2 separate regions of the Homo sapiens genome follow, and region 1 is linked to region 2. A link is an interaction called in ENCODE POLR2A ChIA-PET data of the cell type or tissue named here. Cell type or tissue: GM12878. All regions are shown on one strand. Links, peaks and the distances in the headings refer to the core of each region. The heading gives the core; the rest is flanking DNA.

Region 1 (15,916 bases), core at 3,504-11,503, 400 kb before region 2:
GGAGTTTAGCCTAACCAGTACAACTTAGACTAAGCTAAACAGTTTAGCATAGCCCAAATAATACAGAGAATTAACCTAATGAAAAAATAATTAGCCAAATTAATACAATGGAAAATTAAAACATAATAAAATAAAATATTGGCCTAACGAACACAACTTACCCTAACTCATCCAATAATCAAAGGAGGAGAGTATCAAGAAAGGAGGAAAACAGGGTGGAATGTCACACAAAGATGGGATAGAGCCGGGCATGGTGGATCATGCCTGTAATCCCAGCACTTTGGGAGGCCAAGGCGGGTGGAGCACTTGAGGTCAGGAGTTTGAGACCAGCCTGGGCAACATGGTGAAACCCCGTCTCTACTAAAAATACAAAAATTAGCTGGTGTGGTGGCGCAAGCCATAGTCCCAGCTACTTAAGAGGCCAAGGTGGGAGGATCACTTGAGCCTGGGGAGGTGGAGGTTGAAGTGAGCAGTGATTGCACCACTGCACTCCAGCCTGGGTGGCAGAGTGAGATCCTGTCTTAAAAAAAAAAACAAGATCAGATACAGGATGAGGAAGGTCCACTGGCCTTGGCAAGCAGGATGGCACCAGTGACTCTAGTGAGATCTTCCTGGGGAGTAGGGATGAAACGGGAGGGAAAGAAGCAGATCCAGCCCATGCATCTCTTTTGAGGAACTTGGATGAGGAAGGGCAGAGATGAGGAAGGCTCTAGAACGAACCCAGGATCCAGCACGATTACAGTGCGTTAGGAGAGAGGGAGGGGTTGGGGACACCGGAAAGAAGAGAGGAAGGCCTCTGTGGAGGGCAGGTGCTGGGCTCCAGAGCTCAGGTGGACAGGGATGGACAAGCGTGTTCCCAAACGGGCTCAGACTCCTGCTCCTATGCACATGCACACACACACGCACGTGCACGCACACATGAACACACATGCACACACACCTGACACAAGAGCCTGGAGACAGGCTGGGCACGGTGGCTCACACCTGTAATCCCAGCACTTTGGGAGGCCGAGGCGAGTGGATCACTTGAGGTCAGGAGTTTGAGACCAGCCTGGCCAACATGGTGAAACCCCATCTCTACTAAAAATAAAAAAAAATTAGCTGGGCACGGTGGCAGGTGCCTGTAGTCCCAGCTACTTGGGAGGCTGAGGCAGGAGAATCGCTTGAACCCAGGAGACAGAGGTTGCAGTGAGCTGAGATTGTGCCATTGCCCTCTAGCCTAGATACAGGGCGAGACTCCGTCTCAAAAAACAAAAAACAAAAATAAGAAGAAGAGGGGCTGAGTGTAGTGGCTCACACCTATAATCCCAGCATTCTGGGAGGCCAAGGAGGGAGGATTGCTTGAGGCCAGGAGTTTGAGACCAGCCTGGGCAATATAGTGAGTCCCCCTATCTACAAAAAATAAGCAATTAGCCGGGTGTGGTGACGCATACCTGTAGTCTCAGATGCTTGGGAGTCTGAGGTGAGAGGATTGCTTGAGCCTGGGAGGTCAGGGCTTCAGTGAGCTGTGATTGCCCCACCACACTCCACCCAGAGAGACAGAGCGAAACCCTGTCTCCAAAAATAAAAGTAAATAAATAAATATATTAAAAAATTAGCCAGGCACAGTGGCATGTGCCTATTGTCCCAGCTACTCAGGAGGCTGAGACAAGAGGATCACTTTAGCCCAGGAGTTTGAGGCCGTAGTGAGCTATGATCGCACCACTGCACCGCAGCCTGGGTGACAGAGTGAGAACTTATCTCAAAAAAAAAGAAAAACAAACAAACAAAAAAACACTTTGGGAGGCCGAAGCGGGTGGATCATGAGGTCAGGAGTTCAAGACCAGTCTGGCCAACGTAGTGAAACCCCATCTCTACTAAAAATACAAAAATTAGCCAGGGGTGGTGGTGGGCACCTGTAATCCCAGCTACTTGGGAGGCTGAGGGAGAATCACTTGAATCCGGGAGGCAGAGGTTACAATGAGCCAAGATCGCGCCACTGCACTCCAGCCTGGGCGGCAGAGAGACTCCATCTCAAAAAAAAAAAAAAAAGGCCGGGTGCAGTGGCTCAAGCCTGTAATTCCATCACTTTGAGAGGCCGAGGTGGGTGGATCACCTGAGGTCAGGAGTTTGAGAACAGCCTGGCCAACATGGCAAAACCCCGCCTCTATTAAAAATACAAAAAGTAGCCAGGCGTGGTGATGCACTCCTATAGTCCCAGCTACTCGGAAGGCTGAGGCAGGAGAATCGCTTAACCCAGGAGGCGGAGGTTGCAGTGAGCTGAGATCACTCCACTGCAATCCAGCCTGGGCGACAGTCTCAAAACAAACAAAAAAACCAGAAGGGAAGTAGGGAAGTGAAGTGTCCTCCACCCTTGGTCCCTCCCACAGAGAGACTTGTCCTGGGGAAATAAGCACTGCAGTTCCAAAAGACAGGAGCTTATGGAGAGAAGAGGGGAGACTGGGGATCCATTCCCAGGGTTGCGGTGATCCTTGATCCCATGGCCCTGGTAGTGTGGCAGCAGGACTGCCTTTGCTGTTTTTGTGCCCCAGAGAGTGGGGACCTGGGAGCAGGAGCTGGATAGAGAGTAGGGAACCCCTGTGGGGAATCACGCCTATGGCTTATGAGGTCCATGTGTGTCTGTGTGGCCCTGTGAACAGGGAGCTCTGTCTGTGTGTCTGCTGGAGGGGGTCCTTGGGTTTGTTCGTGAGTCAGGAAGGAGTCTCTGGATATGCATGTGTGTGCACCGGCCTCGAGTGTGCGATCTCCTGCATTCGTCTATCCCACGTGCATGCGTGTGCATCTCTTGGCTCTGCACAGCTCTGTGTCTAGGAGTGTGTAACATGTGTCCCCCCTGCCTTGAAACAGAAACTAGGTCAGCCTGGAGATGTGTGGGCAGGAGTGGAGTTAGGGTTGGATTCTTCAGCAGTACCAGGCTGGATGGGGAGCGTCATCCAGCTCCCCATTCAAATTGGCCAGGTGCAGTGGCTCACTCCTGTAATTCTAGCACTTTGGGAGGCAGAGGTGGGAGGATTGCTTGAGGCCAGGAGTTCGAGACCAGCCTGGGAAACATAGGGAGACTCTGTAAACAATTTTTTTTTTTTTTTGAGATGGAGTCTCGCTCTGTCACCCAGGCTGGAGTGCAGTGGCGGGATCTCGGCTCACTGCAAGCTCCGCCTCCCGGGTTCACGCCATTCTCCTGCCTCAGCCTCCCCAGCAGCTGGGACTACAGGCGCCCGCCACCACACCCGGCTAATTTTTTGTATTTTTAGTAGAGACAGGGTTTCATCGTGTTAGCCAGGATGGTCTCGATTTCCTGACCTTGTGATCTGCCCGCCTCGGCCTCCCAAAGTGCTGGGATTACAGGCGTAAGCCACCGCGCCTGGCCCAAAAAATTTTTAAAAATTGGCTAGGTGTGGTGGCTTGTGCTTGTAGTCCCAGCTCAGCTACTCAGGAGGCTGAACGGGGAGGATTGCTTGAGCCCAAGAGATCAAGGCTGCAGTGAGCTATGATTGTGCTGATGCACTTTGGTCTGGGTGAGACAGCAAGACCTTGTCTCAAAAAATAAATTCATAGTAATGCCCCTCCCTCCATCCCTTCCTCCTCTACATTAACCTTGGCATAAAGAGAAGCTGCAGGTAGCCTCTGAGGGGCTTCTCCCCTTGGTAGGGACAAGGACTGAGAGGCATCTGACCAGAAGCGGGAGGGAGGGCTGGGTTTAGTTAAGACGAAGGTGTGGGCACCTATTTCTAGATCTTGCCAGGGATGTGGGAAGGGGCAGCCTGCATTGTTTTCTGCATTCCTCTGGGCAAGGACACAATAGGGCCAGGGCACTCTGCCTAGGGACCTGGCTGCATCAAAAGGACCTCCAGTGCCAGGAGGGAGAACCCTTCCTCCTCTGGACCCTGAGTGCTCCATTCAGGGAGACATCGGTTTGTCTGTTCCCCCAGCGCTGAATGCTCCTTGATCTGAGGTCCGTAAGTCCCAGACCCATAACCCACCGCATCGCCTGTGTATAATGGGAGCGGGGAGTGTAAATGCCAGGATCCACATGGGCAGTGGGCCAGCCCCCGTGCCAAGCCTCTTTGGGGGAGGAAGTGCTCTCCCCACCCCAGCCTCGCGCCCACCCTGCCTCCAGCTTCCCACTTCCTCCTCCATCTGAGCCTTGCAGCAGCAGCACCTCCTCTCTGGGGCCCAGCCAAGTAGCACTCAGCCCACGGCAGGCAGGCTCACAGCAGCCACAGAGCAGCCTTGCTCCCCGGCACCTGCTCCTCTCCTCTCCCAGCCTCCTCCGGACCCTCCCTTCCTGTCTTCTGCAACCTGGAGTTTGCACGGAGAGCCCCCTGTCATGTCTGGGGCTCTGTGTTGGGTGCCTGGTTGGTCCAGTTGGTCCAAGTCCTGATGAGCTCTATGTCACCCTGAGCAAATGTGGCCATCACCTCTGTTAGTCCTTTCTGAGTTCCAAGTCAGTCCAGACCCCTGTGGCCACTGTGGGTTCCATGTCACTCTGGACCAAAACGGGCACCACTTCAGTCTAATCCCTGTGGGCTCTGTGATTTCCTGAAGCAACATGGGCGCCCTATCATTCAGTCCCACCCCACCAGGCTCCATGTCACTCCAGGCCCTGTGAGCCCTGTCTCAGTGTGGGCTGCTACAGGCTCCCTGACACCCTGGGCTGGGTTCTGTGTTGGTTTGGGCCAAGTTAGGTGTCCTATAGTTCTAATTCCATGACAGGCTGGACACTGTGGACAGACACCATCTTGATCAGCACCGTGGACCTCCCCTTAGGCCAGACGCCTTTGGGCTCAGCCTCTGATCCCACTCTGGACTCTTGTGGGTCCTGTGTTCGCCTGAGCCAAAGGGAGCTCCGTGTTGCTCTAGCTCCTTGTAGTCCCTCGCCACTTTATGGGGGCCGGGAGGCCAGCAGCACTGGCATCACCTGAGTCTTGCTAGTAATGCAGACTCTTAGGCCCCACTCCAGGCCTCCCTAATCGGAATTGCATTTACCAACAAGATCCTAGACGATCCTGGCACATGTACAAGTTTAAGAAGCGCCATCATCAAATGCATGCTGACCTGAATCAAGGCAGGAACCTTGCTGACCTAATTCCACGTGAGCTCCATGACACCTGGGCCAGTGTGGTGACAAGAGACACCCCCCCCCCGCCCCGTGCCCCATGTGAGTGGAGGTGTTCTCCCTCTAGACACCCCTACTCCTGCCACACAGGTCTATGCCTCTCCTCTGTCTCCCCTTCTTTTCTTCCACTCGGAGGCCTTGCCTCTAACCAACTTCCTTCTCCAAAACCAATGCCCATTCCCCTGCCCAGCGTGTCTGGCACCCCCTGCACAGAATCCAAGCACAAAGGGCTTTTGTCATCCCTCACTCTGAGCCTGGCTCTGGGGCTCCTCTTGACCCTCCCTCCCGGCCAGCCTCCTGCCGCCACCTCAGGCCACCCCAGCTGGAGGCTGCTGCGGTACTTTTCCATCCCTGCTGTTCTCTGCCTTACACACACATTGCACAGATAGATCCAAAGTCTATATCTATATATACCTCTCACCCCCCCACCCCCGGACGTCGTGCGTCTCGTTTGCCAGGCTGTGGTCGTGCAGTCTGTCGCTCGTTAAGGCTCTGTCTCAGATTTGCATGTTTAATATTTTATCCAGGAAGTGCTTCTGGCTGGGGCTCCGGGAGGTGGTGTGAAGCCGACAGAATGTCAGGCCCCGGAATGGTTGCTCACGGGTGGTGGCGGTGGGATGAGCGTCTGCGGGACTGGGGATGGTGACGCCAGTTCCTGGCTGCTTGTCTGGGCTTCAGCATTGGGGTGGGGTGGCAGGAGGTGGGCTTGGGGAGAACATGTTGGAGATCAGCTCCCCCAGCTGCACGGACAGCTTCCCTTCTTTGGGCCACATGGCTATCAGAAGGAGGGGCCCCGAATTTGAACTTACTTTTTAGGTTCAGCAGCTCCACTAGGTCTTAGTCACTTCCGTGTCCGGGGATTTTCCAGGAGGAAGAAGCCCTTTGACTCCATGGGGAAATGGCGGTAACTCATCCTCTTCCTGGTTCACCCTGTACCCGGGACAAACCATGTAGGAGAACAGAGTGGGAAACAGAAAATGGGCTGCCACGGTGTGACCTTGGGGAGCCATTGAGCTCTTCTTTTTCTTTTTTTTTTTTTTTGAGACAGAGTCTTGCTTTGTCGCCCCGGCTGGAGTGCAGTGGCGCCATCTCAGCTCACTGCAACCTCCACTTCCCGGGTTCAAGCAATTCTCTGCCTCAGCCTCCTGAGTAGCTGGGATTACAGGCACTCACCACCATGCCCAGCTAATTTTTGTATTTTCAGTACAGATGGGGTTTCACCATCTTGGCCAGAGTGGTCTCAAACTCCTGACATCAGGTGATCCGCCCGCCTCGGCCTCACCTCCCAAAGTGCTGGGATTACACCGTGTCTAGCCAAGGCCAAGGTCTTTTTTTTTTTTTTTTTTTTTTTTGAGACGGAGTCTCGCTCTGTCACCCAGGCTGGAGCGATCTCAGCTCACTGCAAGCTCCGCCTCCCGGGTTCACGCCATTCTCCTGCCTCAGCCTCCCAAGTAGCTGGGACTACAGGCACCTGCCACCGTGCCCAGCTAATTTTTTTTTATTTTTAGTAGAGATGGGGTTTCACCATGTTGGCCAGGCTGGTCTCGATCTCCTGACCTCTTGATCCGCCCACCTCGGCCTCCCAAAGTGCTGGGATTACAGGCATGAGCCTTTTTTTTTTTTTTCTGAGATGGAGTCTCTCTCTGTTGCCCAGACTGGAGTGCAGTGGTGTTATCTCAGCTCACTGCAGCCTCCACTTCCTGAGTTCAAGTGATTCTCCTGCCTCAGCCTCCCAAGTAGCTGGGATTACAGGCACGTACCACCACGCCTGGCTAATTTTTGTAGAGATGGGGTTTCATTATGTCGGCCAGGCTGGTCTTGAACTCCTGACCTCAGGTGATCCTCCCACCTCAGCCTCCCAAAATACTAGGATTACAGGCATGAGCCACTGCGCCCAGTGTATTGAGCTCTTTGGGTTCCTGTGGGTGACAGGAGAGGACCACAAGCATCTTTACCCTCGCTGCCCCCCAGCATGTTAGAGACCTGAGTCAGTGGCAGGCACTACAGAGCACTGAAGAAATCCCTTCTGTTCCCAGATATTTGTAAATAACTCAGCGGGCAGGAGGGGGAAAGGAGGGAGAAAGATGAGGCTCTGGCCCAAGGGCAGATGGAATTATCTGAAGATGGAGAAAGGGAGGCGGGGAGCAGACAGACACAGGCCTTTCATTCTGACCCTTGCCAGGCATGAAGTGCCTGATTGTGCTTGTGTCCAGAGGGCTCAGTGGGGCCTGGAGGTCAGAGGGAGAAGGGATTGCCTGCTCCATCCCCCAGGTCCCTCGGGAACAAGCTCTCCACACAATTCTGCTGCCGTCTGGTGGGGGTCAGACAGAAAGGGATTCTTTTTTTTTTTTTTTTTTTTGAGATGGAGTCTCGCTCTGTCACCAAGGCTGGAGTACAGTGGCGCAGTCTTGGCTCAATGCAACCTCTGCCTCCCGGGTTCAAGCAATTCTTGTGCCTCAGCCTCCCGAGTAGCTGGGATTACAGGCGTGCCACCACGCTGGCTAATTTTTGTGTGTGTGGGTATATATATATATATATAGTTTTTTTTTTTTTGTAGAGATGGGGATTTACCATGTTGTTCAGGCTGGTTTTGAACTCCTGACCTCAAATGATCCACCTGCCTGGGCCTCCCAAAGTGCTGGGATTATAGGTGTGAGCCACCACGCTCACCCAGAAAGGGCTTCTTAGCAACAGAGGGGGCATGGCCCCAGGTCCCACTCTCCCCACCCCTTGCTGAGTTTCAGGGCCTGGAGGTTTATCTGTGCAGAATTTCTGGAGTCAGCCCTGGTTGGGGCAGGAGCAGACGAAGGGGGTGTGAGTGGGAGGATGTATGTGATTATCTCTCAGCCTGCAAAGGGGACCTCCTCCTACCTCAGACAGTTCCACATTTGCTCCCAGCTGCTCCTCCCCCAGGTGCCAAGTTGGGAAGTTCTTCCCGGCGTCTAGCTTCAGCTCTTTCCACTGCCACTGCAGTGCGATTACTCTCTGTTCTGCTATTTGGGGGCCGGAGGGGAGGCAGTTAGGGATCTTCACGTCCTGGGGTTTGTGCCTGATGTGGAAGCCAGGAGTTCAGTCTCCCTCTCCTGTTCGTTCTCTGCCCACATCCATACAGCAATGAGCCCCTATGTAAAGGGATGCCCTCCTGCCGGCACCCCACCATCCACCAGTGACAAGGAGTTAGGAAGCTTAAAGGGCCTCCAAACCGCCGACACCACCAAACCCTGCACCGAAGTACAGGCATTTTATAAGAGGGTGCCCTCTGCTCCTCACAATTCCCTCCATCTAGGTCAGTGGTTTGCGAACGCCTTTCGGGACTTTTTGTACACTTGGGACTTTTTGTTCAAAGATATCATGCAGAAGCAGAGAGAAACAAAACCAAGAACAGCCAAGCTGCTGTGGGGCCACTGAGGGCTGGGGCAGGGCGACCTGCCGCCTCCACTCCTCCAGCCTCCCGGAAGCTCCTCCTCCTCCTCCTACCCCACTACATCCTACGGGGGCTTCTGAGAGGGCCCTGGGGATTCCCAGTGCTTGGCGGGGCACAGTTAGAAAAACACTGATCTGCAAAACTAAGTTCCTTAACTCCTCGAAGCTGCCAATTAAAGGGAATGGGGGCCAGAGTCGATAAGAATATAACGAGCAGTCCCACAGGGCCAATTGGATGACAGGGAAAGAGGAGGTAGAGAGATGCTGAAGAGCAGAAAGAGCAGACTGCAGACCTGACAGGCTCTGCAGGCTGGGGCCATTCCATCTGGGGGCAACGTTGATTGGTCCTCAAGAATCTCCGGGATCTGGATGGAATTATAGCGCATGCTGTGGTTGCGGGGCAGGTCTGGGCTTCAAGGAAAAGAATTACATGATAAATTTGAGAAGAGCACCTTCCATAGTGGTTAAAATACAAAAATATGGAACAACGTGCATCCTTGAAGGCAAGTCCTCAGCCCGCTGGGTCTGTATGAAAAGCTCATAGCCTTAGGGTCTTGAGCAGTGGTTCTTAACTGGGGGGATTTTGCCCTCCCTCCCCACATTTGGCAATGTCTGGGAACATTTTTGGTTGTCACAACTCAGGAGTTGCTAATGGTATCTAATGGGTAGAGCTCAGGGACGCTGCTAAGTATCTTACGATGCTCCGGAAAACCCCCTTCAACAAAGAATTACCCAGCTCCAAATATCAATAGCACTGAGGTTGAGAAAGCCTGGTCTAGACTCTAGACAATACTGGAGTCTTTACTGTATTTATTTATTTCCCCGAGTAGAGGGTATGTTCCTAAAAGTTAGAAATAATGACTTTCCTGCTTGTCTACTGCATCTGCCTGAGCACCTTATGCTCAGCAGGTGCTTTACAAGTATTTGTCAGACAAATGTGAGAATAAAGAACCCACCTTGACATGGTCAGCAGCACTCCCCTTTCTATCCAGAGCTGGGTTTGGCAGAGGCACATGCTACATCTCAAGTTTAGTTAATAGGTCTTGCAAGGGATCCTGACCCCAGGCAACCCTGGGAGAAAGCTGGGGAGGGCCCTCCCAAAAGTGCCTGAGCTATTGACTCAAAAATACCAGATGCTCATTTCTGATGCAATTTACATCTCATATGCATACTGCTTTGAATATGATTTGCAAGCTGCTCCTTTAAAGTCAAAAGACACATGGCCGGGCATGGTAGCCCATGCCTGTAAACCCAGCATTTTGGGAAGCTGGGGCAGGTGGATCACCTGAGGCCAAGTGTTTGAGTCCAGCCTGGGCAACATGGCAAAACTCCATCTCTATTAAAAATACAAAAATTAGCCAGGGGTGGTGGCAGGCGCCTGTCATCCCAGCTACTCGGGAGGCTGAAGCAGGAGAGTCGCTTAAACCCAGGAGGCGGAGGTTGCAGTGAGCCAAGATTGCACTATTGCACTCCAGCCTGGGCAACAAGAACAAGACTCCGTCTCAAAAAAAAAAAAAAAAAAAAAGGCCCAGCGTGGTGGCACGCACCTGTAGTCCCAGCTACTCTGGAGGCTGAGGCATGAGAATTGCTTGAACCCGGGATGCAGAGGTTGCAATGAACCAAGATTGTGTCACTGCACTCTAGCCTGGGCGACAGAGCAAGACTCTGTCGAAAAAAAAGAAAAAAAAAAAAAGAAGAAGAAAGACACAGTCTTCTGGCCTTGTCTTGCTTTTTTCTACTTCTATAGGGACCTCTGTCTGTCCCCACCCCTCTTTCTTGGCTCACTCTCTGGTGAACACCCATCTGTTGGGCCCACATTCACTTAGGTTCCCCAGAGCCTGGCACAAAAAACTTAGGAAATCCGTGGATGGTGAGTTGCAGAAAAACAGGCAGGCCCCTTGAATTCCAGCTGCCCTCTGTGGTCACGATCACGGTTTTTGGTGCCCCACATGGCTGAGTTTCAACCCAGCTTCTGCCATTCCACAAACAGTATGATCTTTTTTTTTTTTGAGACGTAGTCTCGCTGTCACCCAGGCTGGAGTGCAGTGGCACGATCTCGGCTCACTGCAAGCTCCGCCTTCCGGGTTCACGCCATTCTCCTGCCTCAGCCTCCTGAGTAGCTGGGACTACAGGCGCCTGCCACCACGCCCGGCTAATCTTTTGTATTTTTTTTAGTAGAGATGGGGTCTCACCGTGTTAGCCAGGATGGTCTCGATCTCCTGACCTCGTGATCCACCCACCTTGGCTTCCCAAAGCGCTGGGATTACAGGCATGAGCCACCGCACCCAGCCACAAACGGTATGATCTTGAGCTAGTGAGTTAATCTCTTTGTCCCTCAGTCCCCTCATCTGTGAAAGAGGGATAATAATATTTACTTCATGGAATTCCTGTGATGATTCAATAAGAAAATCTATTAAAATGGCAGGTTTTTGGTAATTTGGTAGGCGCTCAAGGAGTGGTAACTGATGTGCTTATTATTATTATTATTATTATTATTATTATTATTATTATTATTTTGAGACAGAGTCTCACTCTGTCTCCCAGACTGGAGTGTGGTGGCTCCAATATCTGACTAATCCTGAAACAGAAGACAGAGATGAAGAGAGCAGGAAACTGACTTTTAATTTAAAAAAAATTTTTTTTTAAAGACAGGGTCTTTCTCCCAGGCAGGAGTATAGTGGTGTGATCATGGGTCACCACACAGCCTGGAACTGCTGGGCTCAAGTGATCCTCCTGCCTCAGCCTCCCCAGTAGTTGGGACTATAGGCACATGCCACCGCCACATCCAGCTGATGTTTTAAATTATTTATTTTTGTAGTGACAGGATCTTGATGTGTTGTCCAGGCTGGTCTTGAACTCCTGGCCCCAAGTGATCCTTCTACCTTGGCCTCCCAAATTGCTTGGATTACAGGAGTGAGCTACAGTACCCAGTTGGAAATTGACAATCAATTTTTTAAAAATTTCACATCCAACCTGAGCAACTTGGTGAAACTCCATCTCTATCAAAAAATACAAAAATTAGTTGGGTGTGGTGGCTCACGTGCCTGTAGTCCCACACGCTTGGGAGGCTGAGGTGGGCAGATTGCTTGAGCCTGAGAGGTCAGGAAGTTAAGGATGCAGTGAGCTGAGATCGCACTACTGCACTCCAGCCTGGGCAGCAGAGCATGACTCTGTCTAAAAAAAAAAAAAAAAAAAAAAAAAAAAGATTCACAGAATTGTAGGACATGAATCTCCAAAATGAATGAGCTGAGCTTCTGCTTCTGTGTAAGATGGAGTAACAGGTAATTGATTTATCTTCCCACTAGAAACAACTAAAAAAACCAGACAGAATATTCAGAACAATGGGGTTCAGATACTGGACATCAGGCAGCACAGCCCAGTGATCCCTGACAGAAGAGAAACAAAGCTCCTACAATTTTTCAAACCTATTACCTGGAGTGAGTTTCCAGCCACAGTACAGAGCAGAGTAAGTCAGTCAGAGTCTGATGGTCTACCTGAGTTGAGGAGGTTAAGTTGGGAGACAAGAGAGGCCCAGAAGTTCACTGGGTAAGGTATTAGAAAAGAGTTCTGCACAGAGGGCTAGGCGCGGTGGCTCACACCTGCAATCCCAGACTTTGGGAGGCCGAGGCGGGTGGATCACCTGAGGTCAGGAGTTCGAGAACAACCTGGCCTATGTGGTGAAACCCCGTCTCTACTAAAACTACAAAAAATTAGCCGGGCATGGTGGCAGTTGCCTGTAATCCCAGCTACTCGAGAGGCTGAGGCAGGAGAGTCGCTTGAACCTGGGAGGTGGAGGTTTTGGTGAGCCGAGATCGTGCCATTGCACTCCAGCCTGGGCAACAAGAGTGAAACCCTGTCTTAAAAAAAAAAAAAAAAGTGCCAGACAGAGGAAGAGAATCCTGAAAATTTGCAGGGGATCCCACTTGAGTCTTCAGCCGAGTACTAATCAGTGCATGTGTGTGAGGAAACCACCTGAGGCCAGGTCAAGACCATCCAACGGAGGAGAGAGAATGATTCCGAGACTCACACAAGGCTGGGAATTGGTTATGGTCCTGCTAGCAGAGAGACAAAACATTATAACTAACAGGGCATCAGATAGTACTCAGAAGGGTATTGACTCAGTAATGGGGCAAAATTAGCCCTAGACTAAAGTCTGTTCTAGTCCCGCCTAACAAAGCTTAAAAATTAGCCTCAAAGGGACCAAACTTTTGTGAAGTAGCTTCGCTTCATCCCAGAACAAAACTCAAGAATTGTTATTAGAAAATAAATCTAGGCCACACATGGTGGCTCACACCTGTAATTCCAGCACTTCATGGGGCCGAGGTGGGCGGATCACAAGGTCAGGAATTTGAGACCATCATGTTGATGAAACCCCATCTCGACTAAAAACACAAAAAATTAGCCCGGCATGGTGGCAGGCACCTGTAATTCCAGCTGCTCAGGAGGCTGAGGCAGGAGAATCACTTGAACCCGGGAGGCAGAGGTTGCAGTGAGCTGAGACCACGCCACTGCACTCTAGCCTGGGCAACACAGCAAGACTCCGTCTCAAAATAAATAAATAATCAATCAATCAATCAATCAATCTAGGCAAGGCACAGTGGTTCACACCTGTAATCCCAGCACTTGGGGGGGCTGAGGCAGGTGGATCACTTGAGCTTAGGAGTTCAAGACCAGCCTGGCAAATATGGCGAAACCCCATCTCTACTAAAAATACAAAAATTAGCCAGGCATGGTGGCGCATGCCTGTAATTCCAACTACTCAGGAGGCTGAGGAAGGAGGATCACTTGAACCCAGGAGGCAGAGGTAGCAGTGAGCTGAGATCGAGCCACTGTACTCCAGCCTAGGGGACAGAGTGAAACTGTGTCTCAAAAAAAAAAAAAAAAAAAAAAAACAGCCAGCTACGGTCGCTCACACCTGTAATCCCAGCACTCTGGGAGGTCACAGTGGGCAGATCACCTGAGGTCAGGAGTTTGAAATCAGCCTGGCCAACACGGTGAAACCCTGTGTCTATTAAAAATACAAAAATTAGCTGGGCATGGTGGTAGGCGCCTATAATCCCAGCTACTCGGGAGGCTGAGGCGCGAGAGTCACTTGAACCCTGAAGGCGGAGTTTGTAGAGAGCAGAGATCGTGCCACTGCACTCCAGCCTGGGTGACACAGCAAGACTCTGTCTCGAAAAACAAAACAAAACCAAACAAAAAAACAGCAAGATGGTGGATTTTAAATAAACAGTTTAATGATACTGAATAAATTTATACAGTTGTGCAACCAAGATGGTAGATTTAAACTCAATCAGATCAACAATTAAAATAGATATACATAAACTAAACAACCCAATTAAAAGGCAGATGAAAAAGCAACACCCATCTATATGCTATCTACAAGAGACCCGCTTTAAAAATAAAGACACAAGGCCGGGCACGGTGTCTCATGCCTGAAATCCCAGTAGTTTGGGAGGCTGAGGCAGGCAGATTGCTTGAGCCCAGGAGTTCAAGACCAGCCTGGGCAACATGGTGAAAACCCATCTCTACTAAAAATACAAAAAAATCAGCCGGGAGTGGTGGCATGTTCTGATAGTGCCAGCTACTCAGGAAACTGAGTATTGGAATTTGAGGTTGCAGTGAGCCAAGATCATTCCACTGAACTCTAGCTTGGGTGATGGGCGTGAGACCCTAGCTCAAAAAAAAAAAAAAAGAAAGAAAGAAAGAAAAAAAAAGAAAAAAGGCACAAATAGGTAGAAAGTACAAGAATATACTAACATTAATCAAAAGAATGCTGGAGGCCGGGCCGCGATGGCTCACGCCTGTAATCCCAGCACTTTGGGAGGCCAAGGCAGGTGGATGACCTGAGGTCGGGAGTTCGAGACCAGTCTGACTAACATGGAGAAACCCCGTCTCTACTAAAAATACAAAATTAGCCGGGCATGGTGGCACATGCCTGTAATCCCAGTTACTCAGGAGGCAGAGGCAGGAGAATCGCTTGAACTCGGGAGGTGGAGGTTGCAGTGAGCTGAGATCAGGCCGTTGCACTCCAGCCTGGGCAACAAGAGTGAAACTCTGTCTCAAAAAAAAAAAAAAAGGAATGCTGGAGTGGCTATGTTAATAGAGGATAGGCCATGCCAAAATGAATTTAAAGGACTCTTATCTTGTTTAGGTATAACATGCATAAGCAAAGGACACAAATCTTATGTAATAGCTTAATAAATTTTCCCATAGGTATATGATATAACCATTCCCAGATTCACAATGCAGAACATTTTTTTTCTTCTTTTTTGAGACAGGGTCTTGCTCTGTCACCCAGGCTGGAGTGCAGTGGCGTGATCTTGGCTCATTGCAACCTCTGCCTCCTGGGTTCAAGCAATTCTCCTGCCTCAGCCTCCTGAGTAGCTGGGATTACAGGTGTGCACCACCACACCCAGCTAATTTTTTGTATTTTTAGTAGAGATGGGGTTTTGCGATGTTGGCCAGGCTGGTCTTGAACTCCTAACCTCAGTTGATTCTCTCACCTCAGCCTCCCAAAGTGTTGGGATTACAGGCGTGAGTGTACCTGACCTAATGTTTGTATTTTTAGTAGAGATGGGGTATTGCCATGTTGGCCAGGCTTGTCTCGAACTCCTAGGCTCAAGTTATCCACCAGCCTCGGCCTCACAAAATGCTGGGATCATAGGCGTGAGACACCCCACCCAGCACAGAACATTTTCCATCTCCAGAAGGCACCCCCATCCCAAACCTGTCCCTACAGGTGACTGTTTCTGTCTTCTATTAACATAGGGTTTTGTTGTTATGTCTCGCTCTGTAGCCCAGGCTGGAGTGCAGTGTCATGATCTTGGCTCACTGCAATCTCTACCTCCTGGGTTCAGGTGATTCTCCTGCCTTAGCCTCCCAAGTAACTGGAATTACAGGCACGTGCCACCATGCCTGGCCAAGTTCTGTATTTTTAGTAGGGACGAGATTTCACCATGTTGGCCAGGCTGGCCTCAGCCTCCAACGTGCTGGGATTACAGGTGTGAGCCACTGCACCTGGCCCACTATAGTTTTGTTTTTCTTGTTTGTGGGTTTTCTTTCTTTTTTTTTTTTGCCTGTTATTGAACTTCATAGAAATGGAATTATTATATAGTACATACTCTTTTATATCTGGTTTCTTTCACTCAACAATTATGTCTGTAAGATTCATCCATATTGTTGAATGTATTATTATTATTTTGAGACAAGGTCTCACTCTGTTGCCCAGGTTGGAGTGCAGTGGTGATGGCAGCTCACTGCAGGCTCAACCTCCCATGCTCAAGCAATCCTCCCACCTCAGCTGCCTGAGTAGCTGGGACTAGCTAATTTATGTATTTTTTTTTAGGTACAGACCATGTTGCAGTTTTGTCATGT
Region 2 (12,382 bases), core at 54-8,053:
GGTTGCAGTGAGCTTAGATCACGCCACTGCACTCCAGCCTGGGTGACAGAGGAGACTCCAGCTCAAAAAAAAAAATTATTATATGTTATTTAAATTATTATTTCTCTGACCAGTAAGTGGTCATAGAACTACATATATATAAGAAAAGGCCCCATCTCACACCTTAGTTTGAAAGGATTGCAGATTTTCAATCTGCCTTTCTGAAAAGTATGTAGGATTCAGAGGCTAAGAGGCCAGGCCCAGAGTCCAAAATTGTGCTGCCCAGTACAAGAGCCACTAACCACACGTGACTACTGATCACGTGAAATGTGGATAGTCAGAATTTAGATGTGCTATAAATGTAAAATACACGCTGGATTTCAAAGTTGGTGTGAAGAAAATAAGTAAAATATCTCATTAATTTTTTTTTTTTTTTGAGACGGAGTTTCGCTCTTTTTGCCCAGGCTGAAGTGCAGTGCTGTGATCTCAGCTCACTGCAACCGCCGCCTTCTGGGTTCAAGTGATTCTTCTGCCTCAGCCTCCAGAGTAGCTGGCTAGGATTACAGGCATGCGCCACCATGCCTGGCTAATTTTTGTATTTTTAGTAGAGACGGGATTTCACCATGTTGGTCAGGCTGGTCTTGAACTCCTGACCTCAGGTTATTCACCTGCCTTGGCCTCCCAAAGTGCTGGGATTACAGGCGTGAGCCACCGTGCCCGGCCTCATTAATATTTTTTATATTGATTACATGTTGAAATGATAATATTTTGGATATGTTGGGTTAAATAAGATGTGTTTTCATTTGTTTCCTTTTTACTTTTTTGTGATGTGGCTACTGTAAGATTTAATACTACCTAGTGGTTCACAGTATGTTTCTGCTGGACAGTACTGGTCCATTACAACATACTACATTCAGTTTTGGAAATTACAGGGTTCTATCTGAGAAATTTCTATAAAGAAATATGAAGATTATGGATAAATCTCCTTGCCTTTGACACTTTAAATAACATTTTTTAAATTGTTATTTCATTTTTATTTTTTTAGAGACAGGGCCTCACTCTGTCATCTGGAGTGCAGTGGCACCATTACAGCTCACTGCAGCCTCCATCCACCTCCTGGGCTCAAGTGATCCTCCCGTCTCAGCCTCCCGAGTAGCTGGGATCATAGGCACACGTCACCACACCTGGGCCCACTGTTTTTTTTTTTTTTGAGACAGAGTCTCGTTGTAGCCCAGGCTGGAGTGTAGTGGCGTGATCTTGGCTCGCTGCAACCTCCGCCTCCCGGGTTCAAGCGATTCTCCTGCCTCAGCCTCCCTAGTAGCTGGGACTACAGGCACATGACACTATGCCAGGCTAATTTTTGTATTTTTAGTAGAGATAGGGTTTCACCATATTGGCCAGGCTGGTCTCGAACTCCTGACCTCGTGATCCACCTGCCTCAGCCTCCCAAAGTGCTGGGATTACAGGTGTGAGCCACCGTACCTGGCCCTGGCCCCCCTTTTTAAAGATAATTTCAGTTACATTATATATATATATATATATATATATATATATATATATATGCATTTATATATATACCTCCTCAATTTGCAAGGTATCTACAGAACTGAGAGAGCCACAGATAGTTCACCATTAAAGAGGCCATGATTGCTGAAGGATCTTTTAGTTTAAAAAGAAACAAAGATGAAAATGGGGAAAAGGTGAAACATCCCATTTTATTTTATTATTTATTTATTTTTTTTTTTTTGAGACAGAGTCTCACTCTGTCGCCCAGGCTGGAGTGCAGTGGCGCAATCTCGGCTCACTGCAACCTCCACCTCCCGGGTTCAAGCGATTCTCCTACCTCAGCCTCCCGAATAGCTGGGACAACAGGCGCCCGCCACCAAGCCCGGCTATTTTTTTTTTTTGTATTTTTAGTAGAGACGGGGTTTCACCATATTGGCCAGGCTGGTGTTGAACTCCTAACCTTGTGATCCGCCCGCCTCGGCCTCCCAAAGTGCTGGGATTACAGGCGTGAGCCACCGCGACCGCCCGAAACATCCCATTTTAAACATTAAATCATGGAAACAAAAATATAGTTTTTGAAATCACTCCCTCAAAAGTCCAGATCTCATTGGTTGAAGTAACCTAGATTATTAAAGGTTTTTTTTTTTTTTTTTTTTTGAGACGGAGTCTTGCTCTGTCGCCCAGACTGGAGTGCAGTGGCGCGATTTCGGCTCACTGCAAGCTCCGCCTCCCGGGTTCACGCCATTCTCCTGCCTCAGCCTCCTGAGTAGCTGGGACTACAGGCGCCCGCCACCACGCCCGGCTAATTTTTTGTACTTTTAGTAGCGACGGGGTTTCACCATGTTAGCCAGGATGGTCTCGATCTCCTGACCTCGTGATCCGCCCGCCTCGGCCTCCCGAAGTGCTGGGATTACAGGCGTGAGACACCGCGCCCGGCTATTAAAGGTTTTATAACAAAACTTTCAAATCATCCTTTGAATTTGCTACTAACAGGAACTGAGGCCAGAGAGGCTCAAGTCAGGGCTTTTCGCTGACCTGGAGGCAGAATCCAGTTTGGGGTTTTGCTTGTAACTGGTATTTTATGCATGCGACCCTGGCTGAACTGACCAACTGCGTAGGCTTCAGTTTCCCGAGGGCCCCTTATGCCTTTCCTTCCTCTGATCAAGCCCTTCCCGGCTCCTTCCAGTTGGAAGGCCGCCCCCAGTCCTGAGCGGCGCCGACAGGTGCAGCGCCCGCCTCCCGCCCTGCGCTCGCGCGGGCAACCCTACGCCCTCCCGCCCCGCCGGCCGCGCCCTCGTCCTCGCCGCTCCGCCCTCTGCCCCGGCGTGCGCGCGCACTCCACGGGGGCGCGCCCGGCCGGCGGGGCCGCGCACGCAGCCGCCGCCACCACTTCCCCCTCTCCATCCCTCCTTGCTGGCCCTCCTCCCCTTCCCTCCCCTCCGCCCCCTTCCCCGTAGGCAGCTCGCCCGCCAGTCCGCCCGCACCGCCTCCTTCCCAACCCCTAGCGCTCCGGCTGGGTCTCTCCCCCGCCCCCCAGGCTCCCCCGGTCGCTCTCCTCCGGCGGTCGCCCGCGCTCGGTGGATGTGGCTGGCAGCTGCCGCCCCCTCCCTCGCTCGCCGCCTGCTCTTCCTCGGCCCTCCGCCTCCTCCCCTCCTCCTTCTCGTCTTCAGCCGCTCCTCTCGCCGCCGCCTCCACAGCCTGGGCCTCGCCGCGATGCCGGAGAAGAGGCCCTTCGAGCGGCTGCCTGCCGATGTCTCCCCCATCAACTGCAGCCTTTGCCTCAAGCCCGACTTGCTGGACTTCACCTTCGAGGGCAAGCTGGAGGCCGCCGCCCAGGTACAGCGACCCTCGGGCCCCGGGGCAAGCTGCGGGGCGAGCAGTTAGGCCGCGCCCGCGGGCTGGACTCAGGGCCCGGCCGGGAGGGCGGGCGGGCCTCGAGTCGGGGCTGGGCGGCCGCAGGGCGCCGGGTTCGGCGTGCTCTGCCTTTCTCTGTTGGGGCTGGGGCTGGGGCTGGGGCTGGGGCTGGGGCTGGGGCCGGGGCAGGGACCGTGGCCGGAGCTGAGGCTGGGGCTCGGGCTGAGGCCGCGCTGCGGGAGCTCTGGGGAGCCGGCGGCCCGGCCATTGCGCCCCTCCCCGGCGAGCACACCTGTGTGGGGCTTTCCCCCCCGCCCCGGACCCTTCTGGGCTTGATAGTGTTCCGGGGGAGGCTGGAGGGTGTTGGGGGAGGACGGAGAGGTCATGGGAGTCCCCGCTCTGCCTAACCACCTGACTCAGTTCTTTCTTTGGTTTCTCTCTACACCTCTCGGGTGATAGATTGGAGGGAGTGGTCATTTGGGACTCTGGCCGCCGCGTTGGAGCGAGGAGGGGAGCTTCTAGAAGGGCGGGAGAGGGTGAGAACGAGAATGTTAATCCTAGGCAGCCTCTCTGACTTCTCCCCGCCTGCTCCAGCCCAGGGGCTGGGTTTCCAAGATGATCCGCCCCCTCCCCCTTTCCCTCAAGTGACAGTGCAGCAGTGACTTTGTTCTCTCCTAACCTCTAGAGAAGCTGTGGGAGGACCCCATCTCCGCTTTTCCACCTATCTTCCTAGCTTTGCGGCCTTCGAAGCTGGTGGATTTATTGCTACCGTGATGGTTGCTTAGCAGTACCTTCCTCTCCCAAGAAGCTGGCTGGGCGCAGTGGCTCATGCCTGTAATCCCAGCACTTAGGGAGGCTGAGGCGGGCGCACTTGAGGTCAGGAGTTCGAGACCAGCCTGACCAACATGGTGAAACCCCCGTCTCTACTAAAAATACAAAAATTATCGGGGCGTGGTGGCGGGCCCCTGTAATCTCAGCTACTCGGGAGGCTAAGGCAGGAGAATCACTTGAACCCGGGGGGCAGAGGTTGCAGAGTCGAGATCGCGCCACTGCATTCCTGCATTCCAGCCTGGGCGACAGAGTGAGACTCCGTCTCAAAAAAAAAAAAAAAAAAAAGGAAAGAAAGAAGCTATTAGTTATAACATACCACCGGTGAAAATATTCCATTACTCTTCACTGCAGTTTTTGGTGAATCATACTCCCCTCCCTCCTCCCGCAGCATTATCTGAAGTATTGTTTGATTTTGGAGACCATCAGTATAGATGCCCGACAAACATCCTGCACAATAGGCATTTATGATACTATGTAACAGGAAGCCTGTAATAAAAATGGGAACTGTTTGATAGTTATCTGTAAATAGAATGTTAGTAAATATATTTTGTTTCATTTCTTTTCCTACTGCAGTCTGGGGTCGGGGGAAATCAGTAGGCTCCCACCTTAAAGAACATGGTGTATATAGTAATGAAATGAAGTGAAGACTTGTGCTCGAATGAATTGAATGTTGGTAGTTGTCTTTGAAAACCAAGAGGGTACGGTACTCAGATTAAAAATATGTCTAAAAGTACAGAATTTAAAAGTATAGTTATCTATACTTTATACTTATCTGTGATAGATAACTATAGCTGTCACATTTGGGGCATTGGTGTGAAAGCAAGAGGGCTCTAGGATTTGGCAGCATCAAAAGGCAGAACTTAGTGAAAATCAGGTGATTTAAAATTTTTCCATTAAGAATATGAATCAGAACGAATGCATCTTGGGTCTAAATTAGAATTTGAGAAGGTTATTTGGGAAACTGTGGCTTAAGCCAAGTGACTAGAGTGTTTGATATATATTGGCAAGGGGCAGATGGGAGGGATTGTAAACAGTAGTGTGTCTTGTGACTTGGCAAACCTTTGGGAAAGAGAACCTAGTGATGAATGAGTTCGCATTATGTGAAAAGACTAACATTAAAAAAAACATTTGTTTCTTTACCCCATTAGTTGCCAAAATGGATTCATAATTTTTGGAGGCAGACATATTTTGGGAAAAGTCTAGAAAAAAGTACAGATTTTTAAATAATTACTTATTAAAGAAGTGAGTTTGATTTAAGTATCGGGATAGAACAACAAGCAGTGACATGTTTCTCCTTACCTCTTTTCTACTTTAGTGGAAGACTGGTTTGTGCCATTGAGTGAGCATATGGTAATATACTAGATATTAGCAGGGACTTGTTAATTTGATGCAAGGAAATAAATAAAAAATAAATAAATTTTGTAAGTAGCATGAACTTTTCAAAACACTTTTTTTCCAGAAATTCTTTTCAGGCTAGATGGCAACACAAAGATGACGCAATAGTGAATTCCAACAGGTTTTATTAAAGGATGATTGGACTTTTAAATTGTACTAATTGACATGTTTGGAAGGGTAAAAAAATTAACATTGGTAAGAAGTAAAAAGCATATATTAATGTTTTTGAAATCCATGAATTAGAGCAATACGTTTAAATTGTGGCATTAGGTGGTATCTTGTGGGAATTTTAAAATATTCACAAAATTCTTTTTTTTTTTTTGAGATGGAGTCTCGCTCTGTCGCCCAGGCTGGAGTGCAGTGGCACGATCTCGCCTCACTGCAAGCTCTCTGCCTTCCGGGTTCACGCCATTCTCCTGCCTCAGCCTCCCAGGTAGCTGGGACTACAGGTGCCCGCCACTGCGCCCAGCTAATTTTTTGTATTTTTAGTAGAGATGGGGTTTTACTGTGGCCTCGACCTCCTGACCTCGTGATCTGCCCGCCTCGGCCTCCCAAAGAGCTGGGATTACGGGCGTGAGCCACTGTGCCTGGCGACAAAATTCTTTTTTTTTTTTTTTTTTTTAAATTTATTTTTTTACTGATAATTCTTGGGTGTTTCTCACAGAGGGGGATTTGGCAGGGTCATGGGACAATAGTGGAGGGAAGGTCAGCAGATAAACAAGTGAACAAAGGTCTCTGGTTTTCCTAGGCAGAGGACCCTGCGGCCTTCCGCAGTGTTTGTGTCCCTGATTACTTGAGATTAGGGATTGGTGATGACTCTTAACGAGCATGCTGCCTTCAAGCATCTGTTTAACAAAGCACATCTTGCACCGCCCTTAATCCATTTAACCCTGAGTGGACACAGCACATGTTTCAGAGAGCACAGGGTTGGGGGTAAGGTCACAGATCAACAGGATCCCAAGGCAGAGGAATTTTTCTTAGTGCAGAACAAAATGAAAAGTCTCCCATGTCTTCTACTTTCTACACAGACACAGCAACCATCCGATTTCTCAATCTTTTCCCCACCTTTCCCGCCTTTCTATTCCACAAAGCCGCCATTGTCATCCTGGCCCGTTCTCAATGAGCTGTTGGGCACACCTCCCAGACGGGGTGGTGGCCGGGCAGAGGGGCTCCTCACTTCCCAGTAGGGGTGGCCGGGCAGAGGCGCCCCTCACCTCCCGGACGGGGCGGCTGGCCGGGCAGGGGGACAAAATTCTTATCTGTAGAAACCTATATTTATGACTGATATTGGATCAGTTTCCTAACAGTTGGAATCACATAACACAAAATATGCAAGTTGCTTAGTTGCTTTAGTTACAAAATTTTACGATAAGCCCAGAGTATTTGTACAGGTTACATATTAGAAACTTAGTGGATTTATTTTATTTTTTATTTTTATTTTTTTGAGACGGAGTTTCGCTCTTTCTCCCAGGTTGGAGTGAAGTGGTGTGATCTCGACTCACTGCAGCCTCCACCCTGTCCCCCTGCCGGGTTCAAGTGAGTCTCCTTGCCTCAGCCTCCTGGGTAGCTGGGACTACAGGTGTGTGCCATCACGCCCAACTAATTTTTGTATTTTTAGTAGAGATGGGGTTTTGCCATGTTGGCCAGGCTGGTCTCGAACTCCTGACCTCAGGTGATCCCCTTCCCTTGGCCTCCCAAAGGGCTGGGATTATAGGCATGAGCCACCATGCCCGGCCAACTTAGTGGATTTTTAACCTGGCCTGGGGTGTGGACTGCTGCAGAAGGTGAAGAAATTAGTCCATGTTCAGTGATTTAAAAATTAGTTGTCTTGGCCGGGCACGGTGGCTCACACCTGTAATCCCAGCACTCTGGGAGGCCGAGGCGGGCGGATCACGAGGTCAGGAGATCGAGACCATCCTGGCTAACATGGTGAAACCCCATCTCTACTAAAATACAAAAAATTAGCTGGGCGTGGTGGCGGGAGCCTGTAGTCCCAGCTACTCAGGAGCCTGAGGCAGGAGAATGGCGTGAATCTGGGAGGCGGAGCTTGCAGTGAGCTGAGATTGCGCCACTGCACTCCAGCCTGGGCGACACAGCAAGACTCTGTCTCAAAAAAAAAAAAAAAAAAAAAAAAATTAGTTGTCTTTCACATTAGTGTGGTCTAGCTGGTTTTGAAAATTTGTTATTATACAGAAGTTTCTCTAGGCCCAAAATTTATTTCATTCCCTGTCCCCTCCCTTTACACTGGATACTTGAGAGCAGTGGACTTTTGTAGATATTTCATATTTTGATCCTCTCCGTTTGTGGATAATTAATTAAAATGAATTATAAGTTTATGTGTGTGACTACTATTTATGATTATGAGTGTGTAGTGGTTGGTACAATAATTGGGTATTCTTTTTTTTTTTTTTTTTTTTGAGATGGAGTCTTGCTCTGTCACCCAGGCTGGAGTGCAGTGGTGCGATCTTGGCTCACTGCAGCCTCTGCCTCCCGGGTTCAAGCAATTCTCCTGCCTCAGCCTCCTGAGTAGCTGGGACTACAGGCACGCGCCGCCATGCCTGGCTGATTTTTTTGTATTTTTAGTGGAGATGGGGTTTCACCATATTAGCCAGGATGGTCTTGATCTCCTGACCTCATTCCATCTTCCTCGGCCTCCCACAGTGTTGGGATTACAGGCGTGAGCCACCGTGCCCAGCTGGGCTTTCTCTTATGGAAATACTTTACCTGTGCCAGAGAAACTAAGTTTATCATTCAAGGCCAGAAATCAGGATATCCTAGCCAACCCCTGGCCTCTACTAACAAAATATTCATGTTGGAGATAACTAAATTGGCACTAAGTGAAGAGTTGCCAATATAGAAGTTTGTTTGGCATATTAAAAATTTGGCACCTGAATGGTTATTGTCAATTCTGTGTTACAAATTTTTTGCCCAAATTCTGCATATTTTCTCTTTTTTTTTTTTTTTTTTTTTTTGAGATGGAGTTTCGCTCTTGTTGCCCAGGCTGGAGTGCAGTGGCATGATCTCAGCTCACTGCAGCCTCCACCCCCCCAGGTTCAGGCAGTTCTCCTGCCTTAGCCTCCCAAATAGCTGGGATTACAGGCATGTGCCACCACGCCCAGCTAATTTTTTCTGTTTTTAGTAGAGACGGGGTTTCTCCATGTTGGTCAGGCTGGTCTCGAACTCCTGACCTCCGGTGATCCACCTGCCTCAGCCTCCCAAAGTGCTGGGATGATGGGCGTGAGCCACCGAGCCACCGTGCCTGGCTTCTTTTTTTTTTTTTTGAGACGGAGTTTTGCTCTTGTTGCCCAGGCTGGAGTTCAATGGCGCGATCTCGGCTCACCGCAACCTCTGCCTCCCAGGCTCAAGCGTTTCTCTTGCCCCAGCCTCCAGAGTAGCTGGGATTACAGGCGCGCACCACCAAGCCCAGCTAATTTTTTGTATTTTTAGTAGAGAGAGGGTTTCATCATGTTGGCTAGGCTGGTCTCAAACTCCTGACCTCAGGTGATCCACCCGCCTTGGCCTCTCAAAATGCCGGGATCACAGGCATGAGCCACCGTGCCTGGCCATTTTCTGCATATCTTCTATGTAATCATTTTGGCCGACACTGTGGCTCACTCCTGTAATCTTAGCACTTTGGGAGGTGGAGGTGGGAGAATTGCTTGAGCACAGGAGTTTGATACCAGTGTGGGCAACATAGCAAGACCCTGTCTCCAGGGAAAAAAAAAAAAGGAAGAAATTTTCTTAAAAAAAATTCATATATATAAAATTAAATTCAAAATATTGGTGATAAGGAATTGAATTTGTTCAGATTTTCTGTTTTTTGAAATGTATCTATGAGGAAAGAAGTATAATAGTTTTGTATGCTAAGCTTTGTCTAATTCATCTGGCAATGAATTCTGCAGTGATTTTTCCAGATAACTGAAGTTTACCCTTTGAGGCCCTTAGACATTTTTAAAAAAGTTTACTAGGCTGGGTGTGGTGGCTCACGCCTGTAATCCCAGCACTTTGGGAGGCTGAGGTGGGTGGATCATGAGGTCAGAAGTTTGAGACCAGCCTGGACAACATGATGAAACCCCATCTCTACAAAAAAATACAACAATTAGCCGGGCGTGGTGGCACATGCCTGTAATCCCAGCTACTCGGGAAGCTGAGACAGGAGAATTGCTTGAACTCAGGAAGCGGAGGAGCGGAGGTTGCGGTGAGCTGAGATCACGCCATTGCACTCCAGCCTGGGTGACACAGCGAGACCCTGTCTTAAAAAAAAAAAAAGTTGACTAATCTGAATGGAAATATTTCTAAAATACATTATCTTTTTATGCTTTGCAATTCCTCATAGTGTAGGTTTGTTTCATTGTTTTTTTTAAATACTGAACTTTATTCTGAACATCTCTTATTGACCCCAAACTATGTACTATAATTTATCAGTTTCATGTCTGTTTTTTTTTCTTTTTTTTTCTTTTTGAGACGGAGTTTCGCTCTGTTGCCCAGGCTGGAGTGCAGTGGCACAATCTCGGCTCACTGCAACCTCTGCCTCCCGGGTTCAGGCAGTTCTCCTGCCTCAGCCTCCCTAGTAGCTGGGATTACAGGCATGCACCACCACGCCTGGCTAATTTTGTATTTTTAGTAGAGACAGGGTTTCACCATGTTGGCCAGGCTGGTCTTGAACTCCTGACATCAGGTGATCTGCCTGCCTCCGCCTGCCAAAGTGCTGGGATTACAAGTGTGAGCCACCGCGCCAAGCCATATCTGTTCTTTTTTTTTTTTTTTTTTTTTGAGACAGAGTCTCACTCTGTTGCCTAGGCCAGGCTGGAGTGTGCAGTGGTGCGATCTCGGCTCACTGCAACCTCCACTTCCCTAGTTCAAGGGATTCTCCTGCCTCAGCCTCCCTAGTAGCTGGGATTACAGGTGCATGCCACCACACCTGGCTAATTTTTGTATTTCTGTAGAGACCAGGTTTCACCATGTTAGCTAGGCTGGTCTCAAACACCCGACCTCAGGTGATCCGCCCGCCTCTGCCTCCCAAAGTGCTGGGATTACAGGCATGACCCACCGCGCCTAGTCCATATCTGTTCTTTTTTTTTTTTTTTTTTTTTTGAGACAGAGTCTTGCTCTGTTGCCAAGGCCGGAGTGCAGTGGCGTGATCTCAGCTCACTGCAACCTCCGCCTCCCGGGTTTAAGCGATTCTCCTGCCTCATCCAAGTAGCTGGGACTACAGGCACCTGCCATCATGCCAGGCTAATTTTTGAATTTTTAGTAGAGAAGGGGTTTCACCATATTGGCCAGGCTGGTCTCGAACTCGTGACCTTGTGATCCACCCGCCTCGGCCTCCCAAAGTGCTGGGATTACAGGCCTGAGCCACCGCACCCGGCTAGCCTGTGTCTGTTCTTTAAAATTGTTTTGTTTTCCTTACTCTCAGATTCTTCTTGCTGCTTATTGTGCCTTGTTGCTGCCTGTTGTGCAATTTCTTCCCTCTTGTATTTTACTGAACTTCATCTGAAGAAGCCTTAGTAGCCAGATAAACAAGCTTGTTTGGGCTAAAAAATCAATTGCTGTGTGAGAGTTTGTTGGATTCTCTTCTGAGTAAAGGGTATGTGTTTTATTGTACGGACTTTGTATCACCTATTTTGGCTTTTCATCCAGGCCTTTTTTTTTTTCTTTCTTTTTAGCTTCCTGGTTCTAGATACAACTGATACTCTGATACAACCTGGGTAAATGTGGTCTTGAGTAGTAAATTATCTGTGAAGCTTCTCCGAACTTTGCCACATAAATGAGCCTGCTCTTGTTGTGAAGTAAATCTTACTCTAATCTGTATGTGAGTCAGTGGGAAATAACTGAGCCTTCGGATGGCTTTTGTTGTTAACTGAGATTAGTTCTCTAGATTTTAGTGATTTTGTTTTGAACACCATACAAGTATGTGGTTCTTGGTTTATTTGGTCACTTGTAATCTCTTTAAAATTTTATTTTAAATTAGGAAGTATTTTAGAAATACAAGAAAGTCACACACTATGAGATTAAACAGATGTTAACATTTTGCCCCATTTTCATCAGACTGTGCATGCTTTTTTTGGGGGGGAATAAAATGTCACAGATACCACTAAAGCCCGTTTCCATCTCGTCCCACCCTGCCTCTAGAAGTAACTTCTTTCTTCAGGTAGGTGCGTATTATTCCTTTTTATTCCTACGTATAGTTTAAAACTTTAATTGCATATTAGTAGCCACAAACATCACATACCAATATTCTGTGCCTTTTGCATTTTTACATTAATGGTAATTATTTTTGACCTTCTGCAAATGGCTCTTTTCAGTGTTTCTTGTTAGAAAACTTGGCTCAACTTGAGTTTACTAATTATCTGCTTCTTCTTGTCTTTAGCTATTATAGAACTGTTCCACCAAGGCAACAATTATTGCTATTTTAATGGTGAAATCAGTTTTATTAGGCAAATTGACTCAGGCTTCAGACTGGCATTTGGAATTGTCACACTGGAGATTTTCTTTTACTGAAGTCTCAGGACATTGACAATCAGAAAAAAACCCTCTTGAGTCTTACTATCGTACATGTAAGATATGTTCCTGAGTGACTATAGTAAAGACTCATTCAGGAAAATGTTATCTCCGATTTCTGCCTCCCTAGCTCATAGGAAACTTCCATTGTAAAGTTGTTACCAGGCGTCAAGCTGCCTCTTTGGTACAGCCCTTACTTAGTATTTGGCTCAGTTGAAGTGCAGTCTATATAGGAGGCCAAGAAGACTTAATCCTGGGTTTGAAACAAAGCAAGGATACACTAACATTCTATCCTTTAATAACATCAAGTAGAAAA

Evidence for each region. Peaks named below come from ENCODE experiments on the same cell type or tissue, not always from the same donor. Only the 100,000 strongest peaks of a DNase experiment are listed, where the experiment ranks them.
Region 1: POLR2A ChIA-PET joins it to region 2 with 5 read pairs; 1 of 35 experiments calls an interaction of 5 or more read pairs at or near these places.

The regions. Positions count from the first base shown.
Region 1 is chr17:38,647,213-38,663,128 of GRCh38, reverse strand. No RefSeq gene overlaps it. Among named protein-coding and RNA genes, the nearest start is that of EPOP, 20 kb to the left of the region's middle. RefSeq lists enhancers at 3,924-4,423, 5,839-6,133. In GM12878, for the core only: no CTCF peak of the experiment used is centred there; a DNase peak (open chromatin) is centred at 8,498; H3K4me3 peaks cover 1,427 bases; H3K27ac peaks cover 3,127 bases.
Region 2 is chr17:38,247,837-38,260,218 of GRCh38, reverse strand. It overlaps the pseudogene NPEPPSP1. Among named protein-coding and RNA genes, the nearest start is that of MRPL45, 43 kb to the left of the region's middle. RefSeq lists an enhancer at 2,649-3,182. In GM12878, for the core only: no CTCF peak of the experiment used is centred there; a DNase peak (open chromatin) is centred at 3,790; H3K4me3 peaks cover 1,072 bases; H3K27ac peaks cover 542 bases.